Regions from separate parts of the Homo sapiens genome. Here region 1 is linked to region 2. A link is an interaction called in ENCODE POLR2A ChIA-PET data of the cell type or tissue named here. Cell type or tissue: MCF 10A. All regions are shown on one strand. Links, peaks and the distances in the headings refer to the core of each region. The heading gives the core; the rest is flanking DNA.

What was found. Peaks named below come from ENCODE experiments on the same cell type or tissue, not always from the same donor. Only the 100,000 strongest peaks of a DNase experiment are listed, where the experiment ranks them.
Region 1: POLR2A ChIA-PET joins it to region 2 with 5 read pairs; 5 of 35 experiments call an interaction of 5 or more read pairs at or near these places.

Annotation. Positions count from the first base shown.
Region 1 is chr10:33,125,156-33,135,551 of GRCh38, forward strand. No RefSeq gene overlaps it. Among named protein-coding and RNA genes, the nearest start is that of IATPR, 14 kb to the left of the region's middle. RefSeq lists an enhancer at 8,612-9,811. In MCF 10A, for the core only: no CTCF peak of the experiment used is centred there; DNase peaks (open chromatin) are centred at 4,246 and 4,646.
Region 2 is chr10:33,028,409-33,038,804 of GRCh38, forward strand. All of the region lies in intron 2 of ITGB1-DT (ITGB1 divergent transcript), which reads left to right. It also overlaps the pseudogene RN7SL847P. Among named protein-coding and RNA genes, the nearest start is that of ITGB1-DT, 51 kb to the left of the region's middle. In MCF 10A, for the core only: no CTCF peak of the experiment used is centred there; a DNase peak (open chromatin) is centred at 4,363.

The sequences.
Region 1 (10,396 bases), core at 2,518-6,517, 97 kb after region 2:
GCAGCAAAATCCTCTGCAGGGTGGCTGTGGGGGCTTGGAAACTCACAAGAGCTCCCCAAGGGAGCAGCAGAAGATTTTCTGGTGACCTGACGGTCCTGGAGCAGCTGGGCTTCCTGGCTGTTGTCATCCCCTGGCTGTCCCTGATGGATAGGAAGTACTTGCCACCAAGTGAGCACTTAGTGCCGACTGAGAGAATCGATGGGAGAGAGGGGGCGTTGGAGGTGCCAGAGGAATCATAAATATTTTATACTGTTGAATCAAATGGAAAAGGCAAAGCTATTTCTTTTTCAAATGGAAGTGGTGGAGACTTCATTTCATTCAAGATTAATAGTCACACTGCCCGGTAACCAGAGCAGAAGACAATGCCAAAAAGGAATGGCCAAGTTTGGGAGGCACAAAAATGAAAGCCCTCTCCAGGGCCAGAGAGGGGTGCTTCGTGCTAAACGCCACAGGCCATGAGGTCGGCTGATCAGCAGACATGTCTTCTTTTATACATTCCTAGAAAGTGTGTAAACTAGTGGGCATTGTTTTTAAAGCACCAGGAAGATTCAGGGAATGCCTACTAAGTTACTTGTATGATATGAATAATAATGCTCAAATAGAGTGTGTCACCTTGTGAGTGTGGATTTAACAATGAAATCAGACCTTAAGCCTGTAATGCTACGAACAGAGGAATTGTGAGGGGTGGTTTCTCTCTTCCCCTGCCCTTGGCCAGGGCCCATCACCCCTGGAATCACTACAGAGTGCTGAGTATCTAGGGTATTTGTTGAGATTGACAGGCGCGGATATCTCACTTCTTGCTTTGGGAATTTCCTTTCATGTTTAATAGCCTCTGAAGGCAAATGGAAGGTGATTTTCCAAGCCATTCCCTCTGCTTGACCTATTTCCAAAAGCTGTGTCCCTGCCTCCATTTCCTGCTCATTTCTATGAAAGGAGAATGTGGTCATGCTTCCGACTTCGCCCGTGCCCTACTTCTCTCTTGAGATCTGAGATATTCTTAGGAAGTCGGTTCAGAATTCATAGTCGGGGCAAGAGGTGGGTCAGCCAGTCCTTCTCAAGCCAGAGGAGAGTAGGGTGTAGCTGACCCTTCTGGAGTTTTCTCTGGGCTGAAAGCAGGCTTCCGGGAAACATGGCTCTTCTGCTCAGCCGTTCCCAAAAACGAGTGCATAGATCTGTGTTGGTCACATCCTGTGTGTGTGTCTGTTCTGCCCAGGCCGCATGAGGAATAGAAGATAAGCTCACATTTCCTGCCTGCCAGGGACTTAAAGACTTTCAAGTTGTCTCTTGTTCTCTGGGCTCTTAAGCTACACCCAGATCTCTGTAAACTTATGCTCACTCTGGGGGAAGATGGGCTGCCTGGGCCTGCCCTTTGCAGCTCCAGAAAAGAGGACTGTCAATCAGATGACTCTTTAAAATAATTTTTTAAAAAAATATTTACTTATTTATTAGAGATGAGGTCTCAGCTCTGTTATCCAGGCTGCAGTGTGGTGGTAGTGGTGCAATCATAGCTCACTGCAGCCTCAAACTCCTGGGCTCAAGCATCAGTCGGATGACTCTTGACCTCAGGGACAACATACTAGTTTGGGAGTCACAGAGGAGAAATAATTAGCAAGCAAAGCAAGACGGCATGTTTTATTTCAGGGTTCCTCTTAACCATGATGCCCATCTCCCACACCCTCACCCCTGGCAGCCACCCTCAGCTAGATGCTCAAGGACTTTCTCTTTGCTATTCATCCTCATTTCTAAACCATACATTTTACTCACCTACCCGCAGGAGAAATACCGTCTGTGGCCCCAGAGGAGGCGGGCAGCAGCAGGATATGGGAGGTTCTGCTGGGGACTGGTGCCACGTGCCCTCTGCCACCCCACCCCACTAGCTGATGCCACCCCATCACCCACAGCCTCTTTTAGTGCCTCTGAATCAGGCACAGGCTTTTAGACAGTGCTGCGCATTCCCTCAAGTTCAGTAAGTCCAGGAAATCTTTACCATCCACAGCTCAATTGAAAACAAAACAACGTGGCCAGGTGTGGTGGCTCATGCCTGTAATCCCAGCACTTTGGGAGGCTGGGGTGGGCAGATCACTTGAGGTAAGGAGTTCGAGACCAGCCTGACCAACATGGTGAAACCTCATCTCTGCTAAAAATACAAAAAATATTAGCAGGACATGGTGCCTGTAAATCCAGCTACTCAGGAGGCCGAGGTGGAAGGATCACTTGAACCTGGGAGGTGGAGCTGAGATCACGCCACTGCACCACTCCAGCCTGGATGAAAGAGTGAGACTCCGTCTGAAAAAAAAAAAAAGAGAGAGAGAGAGAAAGAAAACAAAACAACATTACCCCCATGTTTTCCCCTTCCCTGCTAAAAACAAATCCAAAAATCCACACTCTATTCCAGGGAAATAAATGGACATTTAGGGTTAAGATACTGAAAAAGATAATGTTACCTTCCTCTCAGCTGCCTTATTTGGTTGTTTTAAGCTAAATGGAAGATTCTTGTTTAGAATCACAAAAAGAAATAATAACACCACGTGGACCTGGACGCAGACATCCTCCGCTTTGCTCCACAACCCTTCCACTGTGCTCCCTGCACTGGCGGGCAGGAATCCTGGGCGCTTACAATGCAGGGGAGCATGAGCGTTGGGAGGGGAGGGGGTCTCTGCCTCAAAAACCCAGTACATGGCAGCAGCAGTTCAGTTGTTTACAAAATAGGGACTGATTCCCTTCCCTTCCCTTCCCTTCCCTTCCCTTCCCTTCCCTTCCCTTCCCTTCCCTTCCCTTGCGTTCTCTCCCCGCCCCTCCCCTCCCCCCCGCCCCCTCCCCTCCCTTCCCCCCTCCCCTCCCCTCCCCTTCCCCTTCTTTCCTTCCCCCTTCTTCCCTTCCCTCTCCTCACCCACCCACTTCCCTTCCCCCCTCCCTCTCCCCTCCCCTCCCCTCCCATCCTCCCCTCCCCTCCTTTCCCACTCCTCTCCCCTCCACCCTCTTCCCCTCCCTTTCCTCCCTTTCCCTTTCTTTCCTCTCCTTTCCCTTCCTTCCCCTTCCTTCTGACAGATTCTCGTGCTGTTGCCCAGGCTGGAGTGCAATCACATGATCTCCGTTCACTGCAGCTTCCGCCTCCCAGGTTCAAATGATTCTGGTGCCTCAGCCTCCCAAGTAGCTGGGATTCAGGCATGTACCACCAAGCCCAGCTAATTTTTGTATATATATATATATATATTTTTTTTTTTTTTGAGATGGAGTCTCTCTCTGTCGCCCAGGCTCGAGTGCAGTGGCGCGATCTGAGCTCACTGCAAGCTCCGCCTCCCAGGTTCACGCCATTCTCCTACCTCAGCCTCCCAGGTAGCTGCGACTACAGGTGCCCACCACCACGCCCGGCTAATTTTTTTGTATTTTTAGTAGACACAGGGTTTCACCATGTTAGCCAGGACGGTCTGGAACTCCTGACCTCAAGTGATCCACCTGCCTAGGCCTCCCAAAGTGCTGGGATTACAGGCGTGAGCCACCGCGTGGCCTGAGTTTCATTGAAAAAGACCACGTGTGCACAGTGCCTGGGGCACGTGTGGTCCTCAGTTCCCGAGATTTCCCTTTCTACAAGAGCAGTGACCAAATTTTAGGCCTCTCCTTAAGGCACCTTCCAAGATGCAAGTCCCCACCTGGTGGCCAGTCAGGCCACATGGAAGTGCATGAGGGTGGGGACACAAAAGTATCCTACACTTGCAACTCTTTATTTTCACTTTCTGCACTTTTTTCTTTCATCTTCTCTTTTTTCTCTGGTTCTCTCCTTTCTCCTGCTAGCTCAATTTTCCCTCCCCAGGTTTTTGGAACCCAGAGATCTGGCTTTCTACTGTTTCACTTTGTGCCCTTAGAAAGGTCCCTTCACCCCCTTGGGGCTCTCTCCTCTTGAGGAGAGGGAGGAAGTTGGATTACAGTTTAGGAAGATGTGATTGGGGCTGATCTAGTTGAAATGATGACCGAGGGCTTGGAATTCCCTCCAAATGCTCTAGCCAGCCCACCCAGGGTGCTTTCTTTTTGATGGGGTCCCAGGGACTTCTCAGCACTTCCACACCACCAAACTCTCTGATTGCTGAGTCGGCTCTAGTAAGTATTTTTCTTTTTCTCTTCTGCCCACACTTGGCAGTGTGGGGACAGAAGGAAAGAAGCTGGCGATCCCATGCCAAGCTGCTGAGGCAGTCTTTTCTCTAAAGTGGTCATGGAGTGTGTGTCATCCTCTGCAAGGCATGTATCTGCCAATGCAGGGGTGAGGCCTCGGCCACCTCCACCCTCTGCCGGAGCATTCAAACGTCTCCAACTACAGCCATTCCCCTGAATGGCTGCAGAGGTCAATGAAGTAACGTCTGAAAATGCTTGTGGGATCTTTGGGTTTCCAAAGCATTCTTCTTTCTAACTCTGGAATAAGGCTCTTCCTTAAAAATAGAAAGCCATCTGTGGGGTGAATTTTAATATACTGTGCACAATAATCCCATCCTCATGCTGTGGTTGTGTCCACAGTCCTGGGGCAGGGCCAACATGTGACCACTTAAATTATTTATCAACAAATTTTTCTCCTCACGTCCACATGGATGTTGAAATGGTTTTCTAATTCATTTTTAAAATATGCTCTGGGTTCATGACCCCAGCTTCGGGGAATCATGACATCCTCATCACTTGACAGTGCCAGCAATCAGTCAGCTCCAAAGAGCATGTGTACTTCAAAAAGACTGACTCAGCCCAGCCTTAGAGGATTCTCCTTTGGGGTGCAGGACTGGGTTCAAACTGAGTTTTCCAACACTGGGCGAGTTTCAGCAAAGTAGGGCTGGGATAATGGTGCGGCTCTTGTGATTAATCTACTCCAGGAAAGGTTGAATGAGAAGTTAATGTGGATCCCCCAGAAGCTGCAGAGGGTTAAGAGCTTTTATTTTAGCGAGAATTTAAGATGCGAGGCCTGTCAGGTGCACGTGCCATCAAAAACATGACCTAATCCTATTGATTTTCTTTTAATGTTCACAGACTGGGAGCCCCGGGAGGGAGGCAGACAGCACCAATGCATTGCGCAAAATGTCTAGTTTTCAAACCATGTAAACTTGGTCTGGGAAAAGAGTGGGCTCTGTGGAATGTTGCTCCTTCAGCAGCTGATGTGAAGATGCTTATGGTGACCACAAGCCAAGCCTCTGCAGGAGGTTATAGGAGCCCCAGCTCATATTAGGAATTCTAAATTCAGATAAAGCTGGATTATTAGATTGAACTCTATGAAATTGTTCAATATTCAACCATCTTTTACCTATAAAAATGGCTGTTTCATATGGTTTGACATGCTGTGTATGCTTGAGACTTGACTGTGACCTTCTTATCTCATGATGGCAAGAAAACCCCATGTGGAATTTAGGTGAAATCCTACTTGTCCTCCAAGGCCAGGTCTTGGGGGATTCATAGAGCATCCTAGGCTAACATGACTTTAGGCCCGTGAAGCCACTCATGGTTTCTCACAACCCAATCAAAACTAATCTCCCCAGGCCAGATGTGGCAGCTCACTCCTTTACTCTCAGCATTTTGGGAGGCCGAGGCAGGAGGATTGCTTGAGGCCAGGCTTTCAAGACCAGTCTGGGCAACATAGCGAGATCCTATCTTTCTATAAATAAATAAGAATTAGTCTTCCTCACCCTGGCGTATTGACGATAGTTAGCTAACACTATTTATGAAATAGATACCTTTAGTTATAGCTATTGCTGTTCCTGAATGCCCTTTAAAATGACAAATACTTTGAGGATGTGAGCCGTCATGGATATCTCTGTATCTCCCGGTGCCTTTTCACAGAGTAGGCATTCTTCATTGTTATTGCTTAACTACCTGAATCTTGATACTTTTACTCAGTAGCAAAACGGATCATGACCAGTTGGCTCTTTTCAGAATTTATAATGGGGCTATAGCTTTTCCTTCATAGACCTTTAAAAAATTGATTACAGTCCTTTAAATTGGAGTTAAAAGATTGTTATCTTTTTCTTCTCATGAACCATATAACATTTCTATGAGCACAAATGCGTTTTGTGAGTGTTGATGTGAATTCAGAGAATGCTTTAGATCAGCAGTCCCCAAACTTTTGGGCACCAGGGACCAGTTTTGTGGAAGACAATTTTTCCACAGAGAGGGACAGGAAATGGTATTGGGATGATTCAAGCACATTTCATTTATCATTATACTTTCTTTCTTTTTTTTTTTTTGAGACGGAGTCTCGCTTTGTCACCAGGCTGGAGTGCAGTAGCGTGATCTCGGCTCACTGCAACCTTCGTTTCCTGGGTTCAAGCGATTCTCCTGCCTCAGCCTCCCAAGTAGCTGGGACTACAGGCGCACGCCACCAAGCCCAGCTAATTTTTGTATTTTTAGTAGAGATGGGGTCTCACCATGTTGGCCAGGATGGTCTCGATCTCTTTACCTTGTGATCCACCTGCCTCGGCCTCCCAAAGTGCTGGGATTACAGGCATGAGCCACCGTGCCTGGTCTATCATTACATTTTCGTAAGGGGCCATGCAACCTAGATCCATCGTGTGCACGGTTCACAATAGGGTTCGCACTCCTGTGAGAATCTAATGCCATCACTGATCTGACAGGAGGCAGAGCTCAGCTTCCCTTGCTTGCCCACCCCTCATCTTCTTCTGTTTGGTCTAGTTCCTAACAGGCTACAGACTGGTACCTGTCATGGCCCGGGGGGTTGAGGATCCCTGCTTTAGATCACAGCTGATCAGTTTCCCCAGTCTCACACTGCACTTAACTACAGTTTCTCCTTCTGTGTCCCCAGTAGGGGTGGCAGAAAGGGTCACAATGGGGCACAGAGGATGTTACAGTTACCTGAACATGTGCGACTAGTCCACATGGGTGCACACTGTATATGACAGGAAGGCTTCAAGTTCAACCTGGGTTAAATGAAACATGCCATCATTCCATCTTTCTTTCCCGTGCCCTCTTCTGCCGACCTGCTCCCCTTCCTGGGTGTCTGGTTGCAGTGAGTGGCTCTGATGTTCTCCCAGATGACCAACCTCAAAGACCAGTACATCCCCTGCCCCACACTGTCCCCCACATCTGTCTGCTCTGTCTCTTTCCATTGTTACCACCACTGCCTAGGTTTCTAATTATCCACATTTCTTCTTTTTTTTTTTTTATTTAAGCAAGCATCTCACTCTGTTGCCTAGGATGAAGTGCAGTGGCACAATCACAGCTTACTGCAGCCTCAAAGCAATCCTCCCACCTCAGCCTCCCTAGTAGCTAGGACCACAGGCATGTGCCACCAGTTCAGCTATTTCTTTATTTTATTTTTTGTAGAGATGAGGTCTTGGTATGTTGCCCAGGATGGTCTCAAACTCCTGGGCTCAAGCAATCCTCCTGCCTCCACCTCCCAAAGCGCTGAGATTATAGGCATGAGACACAGAGCCCAGCCACTGTCCGCATTTCTTTCCTGGCTTCCTTACTGGGTTCTCTACTTTCACTCTTGCCTTCTTCCTCTCTTCCACCAGCATAAGTTTTAGAAACTGCACTTCTGATCATGCTGCTCTGCTGCTTAAAATCCTTCATGCAGATCATGTAAGACCTTCCTGATCCAGTGCTGCCTTGCCCTCTAGAACCCAGGGTGCCTTTCTCCCCTCTGCAGTTCTACTGCGCCACCTGCAGTTTCTCTCTCCTGTGTTCATGTGTCTACTCCCTCTGAATGGTAGGCTCACACCCTCCACCTGGCCAACTCTTACTAAATCTTGGGCTTCAACTCAAGGATCACCTTCATGGTTCACTCCACCAGGCTGGGCTGTGTGTCCTGCCCAGTTCCTATAGTGCCCTAACTCACTTTTTTAAAAAAATACTTTAAGTTCTGGGGTACATGTGCAGAACATGCAGGTTTGTTACATAGGTATACACTTGCCATGGTGGTTTGCTGAAGCCATCAATGTCATCTACATTAGGCATTTCTCCTAATGCTGTCCCTCCCCTAGCCTCCCACCCCCCAACAGGCCCCAGTGTGTGATGTTCCCCTTCCTGTGTCCATGTGTTCTCGTTGTTCAGCTTCCACTTATGAGTGAGAACATGCGGTGTTTGGTTTTCTGTTCCTGTGTTAGTTTGCTGAGAATGATGCTTTCCAGCTTCATCCATGTCCCTGCAAAGGACATGAACTCATTCTTTTTTATGGCTGTCCATTATTCCATGGTGTATGTGTGCCACATTTTATTTATCCAGTCTATGATTGATGGACATTTAGGTTGGTTCCAAGTCTTTGTTATTGTGAACAGTGCTGCAGTAAACATAAGTGTGCATGTATCTTTACAGTAGAATGATTTATAATCCTTTGGGTATATACCCAGTGATAGGATTTCTGGGTCAAATGGTATTTCTGGTTCTAGATCCTTAACTCACTTTTAACAGAGCTATGGGGGCTTTCAGCTCAGCAGTGGCTCTTCTTAGCAGGGGACTGAATGTGTTCCCTTTGCCAAAGCCTACTTTGCTTTGCTTATGTGATGCTACTTACAGGATTTCCAGATTGTTTTTGGTCTCTTCAACCATTTGCTTTCTTTGGACAGGACAATGCCCAGTGATGAAGATGAAGCTCTTGTTCTTGACATCTAATCCCACACCATGACTAATAAACATGGCATGCTGCAATGGGCATTAATTTATGGGTAACAGAAGCAGATCCAAGCCTTTTAGCTAATTAAATAAAAATGCACCATACAGCAACCATCCTGCCTGCTTGGGTGTAAAATAGAGAGGAGAAAGATGGCATGCTGGTCATTGAGAGATAATTACCTGCAATTTCAGAGCTGGAATCTAGTGACAACATAAGAAAAATAATAACCTCTCTGGCTGTTAGGATTCTCAGTTCTAGCTGCGAGCAAGGAGCAAAGGCACCCACAGACTTGCCAAACCTATGTCAGGAATGACGAATAGAAGGCAGAAATCCACATCCCCAGGTGGTAAAATTGTTATCCACCTTCGTCACCTCTTTCCTAATGGAGGAAGTGAGGACAGGCAGCCTTGGAGTCCTACTTGAATGAGGCCTGGACCTTATGCAGGGTAATAAAAACCAACACGTGGGGCCTGTGCTGTAAGGTGGCAGAGGGCGATGACTCACCCCACTCATGCAGGTTGAGTCATTTCAAGGCAGAGTTGTGCCAGTTCAGTACCCAGTAATATTTTCCAGTCGACGAGTATCAGTGAACAGGAGATAACCAGTCATTTCTAGATTCTGCTCAGAGTCCCAGCTTAGAGGCTCCACCAGCTCAAAGAGACGGGATGGCAAAACAGCCACCTTAATTTCCAGATCATCTGCCAGCTCATCTGCCAGCTGACACACAGCCCATGGCTCCACTATTGCCAGTGCTGTAGCTGCACCAGACCAATCTGGTTCAACTTTTATGTAACAAAGTTGTGATTTGTTTTTCAGTTGCCCGGGACTCCCAGGTTGAAGATCATGAGCATGCCCTGATGAGCCAAGGCATGCAACCACAGGGGAACCTAAGTGCTTGGACTGAGGAGTGGGGACTGAAATAAGAAGCGGACACTGCAGGGCAGGATCAGGATCCAATCAGATCGAGCCCTGGCATCACCTCATGGCAGGATCTAGTCAGATCGTGGCTTTTGACATCACTTCATTGTGAAATCCAATCAGATCACACCTTATTACCCTATCCTTATAAAACCGGACCTAGCCCCCAGCTCGAGGAGGCACTGCTTTGGGAGTTATCCCAGGTGTTCTTGTTACTAGTTGCAAGGAATAAAATCCTCTTGCTAAATCCTCCTTGGTTGTGCAGATGTTGGCATGGATGTGGAGAGAAGGGAACACTTACGCTTTGTTGGTGAGGATGTAAATTAGCTCAACTCTGTGATAAACAGTATGGAGAGTTTTCAAAGAACTAAAAATAGAACTTCTACTCAACCCAGCAATCCTATGAGTGCATGAGTGGGTATCTACCCAAAGGAAAAGAGACCATATAAATAATATACCTATTTATTGCAGCACTATTCACAATAGCAAAGTCACGGAACCAAGCTGAGTGCCCATCAGTGGTTGACTGGATAAAGAAAATGTGGTCTATATACACCATGGAATACTAATGAAAATAATGATTTCATTCTTTTTATGGTTGTGTAGTATTCCATGGTTTATATATACCATTCTTGCGGCAATGTGGATGGAGCTGGAGGCCATCATCCTGAGTGAACTAACTGAAAAACAGAAAACCAAATACCGCGTGTTCTCACTTATAAGTGGGAACTAAACAATGGGTACGAATGATCATAAAGATGGAAATAATAGACACTGGGGGCTCCAAAAGCAGAGAGGATGGAAGAAGGACAAGGGTTGAGCACTTACCTGTTGGGTACAATGTTCACTACTGGTATATTGGGGACACTGGAAGCCCAATCC
Region 2 (10,396 bases), core at 2,277-6,276:
CAGTGGTGCCAATTTCGGCTCACTGCAACCTCCGCCTCCCGAGTTCAAGTGATTCTCCTGCCTCAGCCTCCCGAGTAGCTGGGATTACAGGCGCCCACGACCATGCCCAGCTAATTTTTGTATTTTTAGTAGAGACAAGGTTTCACCATGTTGGCCTGGCTGGTCTTGAACTCCTGACCTCAAGTGATCCACCTGCCTCAGCCTCCCAAAGTGCTGGGATTACATGCGTGAGTCACCACGCCCAGCCCTGAACAACTTTCTTTAATGTGGCCTCTACCTTAGATAGCGAAGACCAAAATGCTTCTAAACCCTAGAAGGTGGAGGCTGAGCAAGTTTCTTTAATGTGGCCTCCACCTTCCAGGGTTTGGAAACATTTTGGTCTTCGCTATCTAAAGTGCAATATGCAAAATCAGTTCTTTTCCAAACAGATGTTTTTGCAAAGCTTATTATTCTTCAACCTGGTTGTTTGAACTTAGATGTGCGATAAATTCCCCTATATGTATGTTTTAAGTAACAGACTTTATTTTCTTTTTAGTTTCACTTTTATAACAGAGACAGAGGAGAAAAACAATTTCAGAGAAGAAATTTTATTTATTTTCTATTTTTTATTTTTATTTTTGAAACAGAGCCTCATTCTGTCATCCAGGCTGCAGTGGCACAATCATAGCTCACTGCAGCCTCAAGTTCCTGGGCTCAAGTGATCCTTCCACCTCAGTCTCCTGAGTAGCTGGGATAACAGGTGTGCACTATCATGCCTGGCTAATTTTTTACCTTTTTTTTTTTTTTTTGTAGAGATGGCGTCTCACTGTGTTGCCAGGGCTTGTCTTGAACTCCTGACCATAAGGCATCCTCCCACCTCAGCCTTCCAAGGTGCTGAGATTACAGGTGTGAGCCACTGTACCCTGATAATTCCAGGACTTACTTTGATTGGAAGGTTTTTTTTAATTACTGCTTCAATTTTTCTTTTCTTTTTTTTTTTTGACACAGTGTCTCACTCTGTCAGCCAGGCTGGAGTACAGTGGCACAATCATGGTTCACTGCAGCCTCAACTTCTCAGCCTCCAGCAATCCTGCTGCTTCAGTCTCCTGAGTAGCTGGAACTACAGGCACACACCACTATGCCCAGCTAATTTTTGTATTTTTTTGTAGAGATTGGGTTTCATCATGTTGCCCTGGTTGATCTTGAACTCCTGAGCTCAAGCAATCTGCCCGCCTCAGTCTCCCAAAGTGCTGAGATTACAGGTGTGAGCTACTACTGTGCCTGGCCTAGAACAGGAATTTTAAAAATAAAACTCCGTGGCCCAAACTGAACCTAATGCCCAGAATTACCTTGATGTCTGCTATTGGATTAAGATTGTTGGTCTATTGGTCTTTGCCTAGTTTTTATGTGTGAGCCCAGCAGAGAGCCAGGCACCATGATGGGTTCAAGAATGTGAAGCCGGGATCCAACTTGCAGATAAGCGGATGCTGGCACTGGAAATGAGGTGTGGCTGCTGCACTGGTCTGAAGCTCATTAGATGTCTACTTGCTTGAGGCAGTGAGGTGCCTAGAAGCAAACCCAGTCAAAAAGAAAGAGGCAACCAGGTTTGCAGACTTAACCCAGCAATCAAACCTTGCCTACAGGTTGAATGAGGTGATTTGGAATCTGTCTCTCTGATTCTTTCTTTTGTAAATTTTTTAATATTTTATTTTATTTTATTTTTGTATCCCTCTGATTCTTTTCCTGGCTGTCTTCCAATGAAGTCCTATTTTAGGAACAATGTTTCCCTAAATAAGGACTGTTTTCCTAAAAGCTCTCATAAGACATCGGAGACACAAGAAACAGGACTTGAGGGCCCCATCCAATGAGATGACGAGCAGTGGTCATGACAGCCTTCAGGCAGAGCAGCAGGTGCGCTGAGCAGACTTGATGTGGGTGACAGTGCCAAGTGGAAATGCCTCAAGCAGTGTATGGGAACTGCAGGTGAGGCTGTTTTCAGCAGGCATAGCAGTGCTCAGCAGGGGCTGATACTGCAAAAGGGAAATATATATATTCTAGAGACAGGGTCTCACTCTGTGTGCCAGGCTGGAGAGCAGTGGCATGATCATAGCTCACTGCAGCCTGTAACTCCTGGGCTCAAGGGATTCTCCTGCCTCGGCCTCCCACATAGTTGGGACTACAGGCATGCACCACCACACCTGGCTAATTTTTGTATTTTTTGTAGAGATGGGAGTCTCACCATGTTGCCCAGGCTGGTCTCGAACTCTTGGCCTCAAGTGATCCTTCTGCCTCGGTCTCCCAAAGCACTGGAATTACAGGCAATGAGCTACCATTCCTGACCCAAAGGGGAAATATTAATGAACCCTGTAGACACATTCTGAAGCCCCCCAGAAATATTCAGGGCAAGGACTGAATGCAGGGAGCAGGTGAGGTCATGAAGGACCAAGATTTTCATGACAGAGGTTAAGGTTTTAGTTTGTCCTTCTGGAGTTTATAATCTGGTTGAGAAGGCAAGACCATCACCCCTGAAAAACTTGAAAATAATAAAATATAGGATGTGATCAAACACTAAATTGCTTTTTAGATTTTTTTCAGCCTAATCACAGCAGTCTTTGAGAAGGAGATGGAATCTCACAAGGACTTAAAGAGTGGGTGGGATTAGGAAAGGTAGAGGGTCTTCCAAAAGCATTAAAAACTGTGGGCCAGAAACGAAGACCTCTTACAAGCACATTGAGCCCTTGCCATGTGCCATAAACTGTCTTAGGACCTTTCCGCCACGTGCGTTTAATCCTCACAACAACTAATAAAGAAGGTTTTATTTCTACCATTGTACAGAGGTGAAGATCGGAGATTCATATGAAGTGATGGCCCATGCCCATGCCATTAGGATGGGAGAGCTGAGTGAAAGGCAGATGGCAGATCTGTCTGCTCCCGGGGAACAGAGGGGACAACGCAAGACAAGGAACAGGGATGCCACAGAACAGGCAGGAAACCTTGGGAGCCATGCCCAGAGGCTTGTGAGCAGTTCTGTAGATAAGGGAAAGTCACTGGGGATGTTTTTGGAGGAAGGCTAATATATTGATCGTTGTTGGGCTGATTAATTAGGAAATGGGAAGGAAGAGCCTGAAAATAAAGGCAATCTAGCGAGAGCATAAAATTAATAATCTAGATATCATGGACCATGAAGGAATGGTGAATTGAACGTTTGAAAGGAAGAAACGACAGGCCTTGGTGACTTGTTCTTTTTTCTCTCTTAGAGGCAGGGTCTTGCTCTGGCATCCAGGCTGGAGTGCAGTGGCCCAAACACAGTTCACTGCAGCCTCAACCTCCTGGGCTCAAGCAATCCTCCTGCCTCAGCCTCCTGAGTAGCTGGGACTACAGGCAAGCACCACCATGCCTGGCTAATTTTTTAAATTTTTTTTATAGACACAGGGTCTCACTCTGTTGCCCATGCTGGTCTCAAACTCTGGGCCTCAGGTGACTCTTCTGCCTCTGCCTCCCAAAGTGTTGGGATTGCAGCTGTGAGCCACCATGCCCTGCTGACTTGTCCTTAATAAGGACCACACATCTTATGACACCAGAAGACTCTCCAAGGAAATGCTGCCTTTTATCTGGTGGGCCAGGTTATGGCAATGCTGGACCAAACTGTAAGTCCAGGCCAGCACCAGAGGCCAGGGATTTCCCCAATCACTAAACTGAAATGGAAAGTCAAGCTCAGAAACTCATTGCAAAAATGAACCCGGACACAGCTGGTAGTAACGATCTTTCTGGGACGCTAGAGTCCTCCTCAAGTCCAACCAAGGGTGTGAGCAAAACAGAAGACCTCTGTAGACTGGAACCAGGGCTCCCCAAAGTCTACCAAGCACAGAACTCAGACAAGGTCTGAGATTTTATGTCTCTCTGTTTCAAGCAAGGAGATTAAAGGACGCAATTAGTAGCCAGGCTCTTAGAACTATAGTTTTAGCTTAGCTGTATTTTAGAGAAGTCTCAGTCTTTGAAAGAGGCTAGGCTCTATTTTACATATGTCATATTCCTGGCTAGAGTGATCAATAAGTGATAATGCCCTAATTCTCATCCTGGAGTATATGTGAGTGTGTGTATGTAAAATTGTCTGATGTTAAAATGTATCATTAATTTATTTTCCAGCATCTAGGTTAGACTATAACGATGTGATATATATCAAATGAATTTCATGGCTACAATCCAGATGTAACAAATGAATCATTTAAAATGATCTGATGCCAAATTTTTCATTTTCTTCCATTTTATAAATGCATCCTATCTCAGCTCAAAATCAATCTATTAACCTTGAAAACATTTTGAGCTGGAACAAAGGTTAGCAGTGAACTTTCCGACCTTCCACATGATATTAGTCATAGTTAGCAATTATTATTGGCTTTGAGCGTTGAGGAACCGGATGAGACAAGACTCATAACGTGGCAATGACCAATAAACTGAACTTCAGAGAACGCAGTGAAAATGAAGAGCATGCAAAATCTGGGTTTTAAACCCCGAGCCTGTCTGCTACAAAGCTCCTGTCTTTTTAAAACAAATTTGAATGTCTTGGCAGCTATTCTGATAAATTACACATAAAATACTCATGTAAAATCCTTGTGTTATGAGACAAGGAATTCTGTTTACTGGATTTGAAGGGCAACTGAAGTCTGAAAAAATGATGTGTCTGCTCTCAAAGCCTCCACTGGGATGAATCTGATGGATTTCCCAGGTGCTAGAACTATTTTCTCTGCCGTGAAACAGGAGAAACAAGGCGGATAGAAGCTTAGCATGATTTTTAAAATTAAAGTCCAAATGAATATCTCAACTAAAATTGCCTGAGGAATACATAAATATATTATCCTCTGGATGAATTTTGAATTACATTATATAGATTTTAACACATTATAAAACATAATATAGATACTTTTGGATTCATGACATGAAAGAACAGTAAATGTTTTGCTCATATGGGACATAGGAAAATACTTCTCTTAAATTCCTCAGCCGTGTTTTATAGATATTCTGCTTCTGTACCACTAAGAGTATGGAAACTTGTTACTGTAAATGGAATATTTTTCCTCAATTGTTAGTTAGACATGAAATAAAATAGTGCCATCTTTCCTGTAAAAGAGCCTCACTTCATGGAATTTCAAAGTATTTTCTGTTGTATTATTTTTCTTAATTTAAAAATATTTTCCCAAGGCAGGCAGATCACCTGAGGTCAGGAGTTTGAGACCAGCCTGGCCAACATGGTGAAACCTTGTCTGTAGTAAAAATACAAAAATTATCTGGGCATGGTGGCTGGCACCTGTAATCCCAGCTACTTGGGAGACTGAGGCAGGAGAGTCACTTGAACCCAGGAGGCAGAGGTTGCAGTGAGCAGAGATGGTGCCATTGCACTCCAGCCTGGGCAACAGAATGAGACTCTGTATCAAAAATAAATAAATAAATAGAAATATGTTCACATGTGCACCATCTCATTTTATTTGCTGTCCTTACATATGAAATATCTATTAAATATATAATTTTATAGTATTATCTACAGAAGAAAAAAAACACTAGATTGACTTCTCAGGCCAAATGATAAATATCTTCTACTTCCAGATTTAATTACATTTTTTTCTTTTCTTTTCTTTCTTTTATCTTTTTTTTTTTTTTTGGGACGGAGTCTTGCACGGTTGCCTAGGCTGGAGTGCAATGGCACGATCTTGGCTCACTGCAACCTCCGCCTCCCGGGTTTATGTGATTTTCCTGCCTCAGCCTCCCGAGTAGCTGGGATTACAGGCACACACCACCACACCCTGCTAATTTTTTGTACTTTTAGTGGAGACGGGGTTTCACTATGTTGACCAGACTGGTCTCGAACTCCTGACATCTGAGTAGTTATAACAGAAGAGGTGGGTGGACCTATCTGATATACTTTCCATGGGTCCTCTTAAATATTTAATACATCATGAGGTTCATTGTAGATTCTCAGTTCCTCTTGAAATGAAAATTCCAGTTCCAATGGAACTCCTCGGAAAATGGAAGGAGCCTCCACTTCCAGAAAAGATCCAAATAAAGATTACGAGAATGAGCAATGGACCTAAGCTATTGAGGGCACAGAAATACATTGGTCTCTGTCTAGGAAGAGGCTACAGGGGCCAAGTCAACTATAAGGATTTGCAAATACAGCCTGGGCAATGTGGTGAGACCCCATCTCTACAAAGCATTTTTTAAAAATTAGCTGGGTGTGGTGGTGCACACCTGTGGTCCCAGTTACTTGGGAAGATGAGGCAGGAGGATTGTTTGAGCCCAGGAAGTTGAGGCTGCAGTGAGCCTTCTGTTCATGCCACTGCACTCCAGCCTGGGCAACAGAGCAACACTCTGTCTCGATTTTCTTTTTTTTTTTTTGAGACGGAGTCTTGCTATTGTCGCCCAGGCTGGAGTGCAATGGCCTGATCTCGGCTCATGGCAACCTCCACCTCCCGGGTTCAAGCAATTCTCCTGCCTCAGCCTTCCGAGTAGCTGGGATTACAGACACACGCCACCATGCCCAGCTGATTTTTGTATTTTTAGCAGAGACAAGGTTTCACCATGTTGGCCAGGCTAGTTTCAAACTCCTGACCTCATGATCCACCCACCTTGGCCTCCCAAAGTGCTGGGATTAAAGCGTGAGCCACTGTGCCTGGCCTAAAAACTTTTTTTTTAATTAAAAAAAAATTTGCAAATAGCTTTGAGTCCTATTGTGAAAGAGGATTAATCCTGGGTACACTCATGAAAGACTTGGGCTAATCTATTAGTGTTTTACCCCCACAATTCTCAGAGAAAGCAATAGAGGATTAAATTCCAAACCTGTCTGAAGTTAGTGTTTTACTAGGAACATGTTTATAAAGAAATACTAGAATTTACTTTTAGTATCCCTTTGTGACAAGTAATAATGTATATGTTTTGCTTAAACTCTTTGGATGTTTTGAAATGTTTTGGTTTAACTAGCAAGTACTTTATTAATGGCAGCTTATCCCATAGATATTTTAATGATTTGGCCTAAGAACAAAATTAATCTTCCTGGATTTGATTTCTCTAAAACATATCCACCAAATGCAATTGCCCTTTCTGTCAAATAAGCCCTTCCTGGTATATAAGTCTGAAGTGATTTTTTTTTCTCTCTCATTACGGTTGTTCCAAGATTCTTGACATTCTCTAAATCATCTTTCGCTGAGTACAAGAGGTCCATGAGGAAGTCAAGATCGATGATAGACTTCATCTCTCTTGAATTTTAATGCAAATGTCTGTTCCCCTAATCAAACAAAGGTTAAAAAAGGAAATCAAATTAGCTTATTACAAAAGCCAGCATAACTGAGCTGACAAGAAAAATGCTTTCTGCATAAAAAGTCTTTAATCAATACCTTAAATAAGAATGTCACTGGAAAAGAAGAGTTCATATGTGGTCAGTTTTAATCTGCAAATCAATACGTCCTTTTTAATAAATATTTGACCACAGCTGCTCAATAAGGCATTGTCCATTAGAATTTCTTTCTTTAAACCAAAATGAAACAAAATTATAGCATAAATGTAATGTTCAGGGCATAACCTAAACTTGTGAGAGAATTCAAGGTTAGGGTTATTTCACCATTTAATTGTTGGGTATTAAATATTGGTGAGATTCTCTTTAGTACCTTGTCCCAGATATTAGCGGTCTACTTAATTTAGCTGTTCAAAAGTAAAATGATGTTGGAAAATACATTACTTATTAGAGTTAGGTCTAAGATGCAATTTTCCTAGTCTAGGTATAGTTTACCTACCTGAAACTGTTTAATCAAATAACATACAAGCAATATAGTCCAAATATCAGCAAGTTTGTAAACAAAGTCTACAAAAATACAGTCGTGGCAGATGACTTTTTATAAATAAGTATACTTTCATAGTATTCTATCAAAACTATAATTACTAATATCTGATAAGCTTTTTTTTTTTTTTTTTTTTTTTGAGACAGGGTCTCTCTCTCTCTGTTGCCCAGCCTGGAGTGCAGTGGCATGATCTTGGCTCACTGCAACCTCTGCCTCCTGGGCTCAAGCGATCCACCTACCTCAGCCTCCTGAGTAGCTGGGACTACAGGCGTGCAACCACCATGCCTGGCTAATTTTTGTATTTTTGGTAGAGACAGTGTTTTGCCATGCTGCCCAGGCTGGTCTTGAACTCCTGTACTCAAGTGATCTGCCTGCCTCAGTCTCCCAAAGTGCTGGAGTTACACGCATGAGCCACCGTGCCTGGCCAATGGCACTTTCTATAAGCATAGTAGCAGCCGTATATGTTGGTAGGTCGTTTGTATCGCTACCGATGGCAGTGGCGGCCCAACTGCAGCAGCAGCCGCAGGGATGCCAGTTGCAGTGAGGGAGGCGTGGCCAGGGCTGTGTGCTCAGTGGAGCCAGTGGGGGCTGGAAACAGGCAGAAGCCCTGACCCCTACCGAGTTGGTGGGGCGGGAACCCTGTGCTCCCGGGCGCAGCTGCCCAGCCATGGCTCCAGACCCAGGTATCCCTGCACTCTCGGGGGCCCAGGAAGCCTCCCTGCCCTGTCAGGCTCAGAAAGCCTGCTCCCTCTCTCTTGTCTCTCCCTGCTTCCGATGCCCACTCTGATCTTGAAGCAAAGTTGAAGCCGAGCCTGGGCGCTGTCGTGACCTAGCCAGGTGTGCACACACTCAGGGCCGCAGTGACACATCATCCCCCCCTGGCCTTCTCAGCCCCCTCTGAAACTTCAGGCACTGACGAACTCTGAGAGGGAGGCCCGGGGGCTAGGGGAAGCTCAGCATGAACAGCCTGGGTGTCGTGGATGGCATGTTTATGGTGGCAGGAGGCAGACAGTTTCCTAGGTGGGAAGGAGAGGGGGCTGGGATGCTGGTTCCAGATGGAGTCCAAGACCAGGAGTGAGAACTCAAGGTGCTTTTTCCAGGCCCAACCATGGCCACCCATGGACCAATCAGCATGCAGTTCCTCCCTTCTGAGCTCCTATAAACCTCAGACTGAGCCAGACTCATACAGTCGTTGGTGGGACCTGCTTGTGGAAAGGGGCTACCCACTGTAGGTCTCCTGAGAGCTGTTCTGTTGCCAGTAAAGCTCCTCTTCACCTTGCTCACCCTCCAGTTGTCTGCCAACCTCATTCTTCCTGGACCTGAGACAAGAGCTTGGGACCCCCCGAATGGCAGACTGAAAGAGCTGTACCACAAGCAGGGCTGAAACATGCCTCCCTGCTCATCGTGTTGTGGACGATGAGGAGAGAAGAGTTGTGGCCCTTCTGGGAGCCCAGACCTCCTTGAGCCAGGGATGTTACCTGCTGAAACACCCTCTTTGGGGCTCTGTGGTTCCTGGTGTCTCTGAGCTTTTGGGCACCATCATGTTAGCCTTGTCCAGACACTGGTGCCTGCAGCAGAAGCTGCTTGTTGTCTGGTCCAGCCGCAGCCTCGCACAGAGCTGGCACCTTGAGCTGCCCAGCCTGCCTCAGCCAGCACACCTGGTTGTATGCAGTGGCTAGATCCCCAGCTCACTCGCTCTCACACCCCTTGCTGCTCTGCACCTGACCCGCCCTTGGCAGGCGTGGGATCTGGGCCGGGAGCATCAGCCAAGCAGAGCCTGCTGGACCGAGTAGGCAGAAGGAGTCCAGGGGGCATGAACAAAACCCAAGCAGAGGCGCTGCCTGCCACAGAAGTTTCAGGGTGGCAAAGCAACACCCAAAGGATCCTGTGACACTGCCAATGTGGTATGGAATCTTCTACCTATTGGATGTGTAACCTTGTGCAAATCAGCTAGTTTTCCATACTAGAAAGTACGAATGCAGATGGTGTCTACTTCAATGGTTGTTTCAGGGATTTAAGGACATAATGTATGTAAAGATGTTAACATAGTGCCTGATCTATTGTAAATGATGGCTGGTAACTCTTATTAGTGACTATTACTTGAATTGTAATAGTAAACATATAAAGAAATGAAATTTAATACACAGTGCTGACTTCAACAGCCCAGTAATAGCAGACAATATAAATAAAATATGCATTGGAACAACCCATCATACCATTAGAGATACTTAACCTTAATCCGTAATTTACTATCTGTCTTTGCTTTGCTTTCTTTCTCTTTTGCCAGCAAATGAGATAGTAGAACATATGCTTTAAAAAATTCTCCATATCAAATAGTAATTTTAGAAAGACATCATAATAGCTTATTAGAGAAGTCAAAATAACCAAAATACACAAAGGTAATAAAATTGTTCCTAGATTTCTGCATTTAAAGTTGTTTAAAGATGTTTAAAGTTATTCTAGGCCAGGCACGGTGGCTCATGCCTATAATCTCAGCACTTTGGGAGGCTGGAGGCTGGAGGATCAGTTGAGGCCAGGAGTTCGAGACCAGCTTGGGCAACGTAGCAACACTTCATCTCCACAAAAAAATT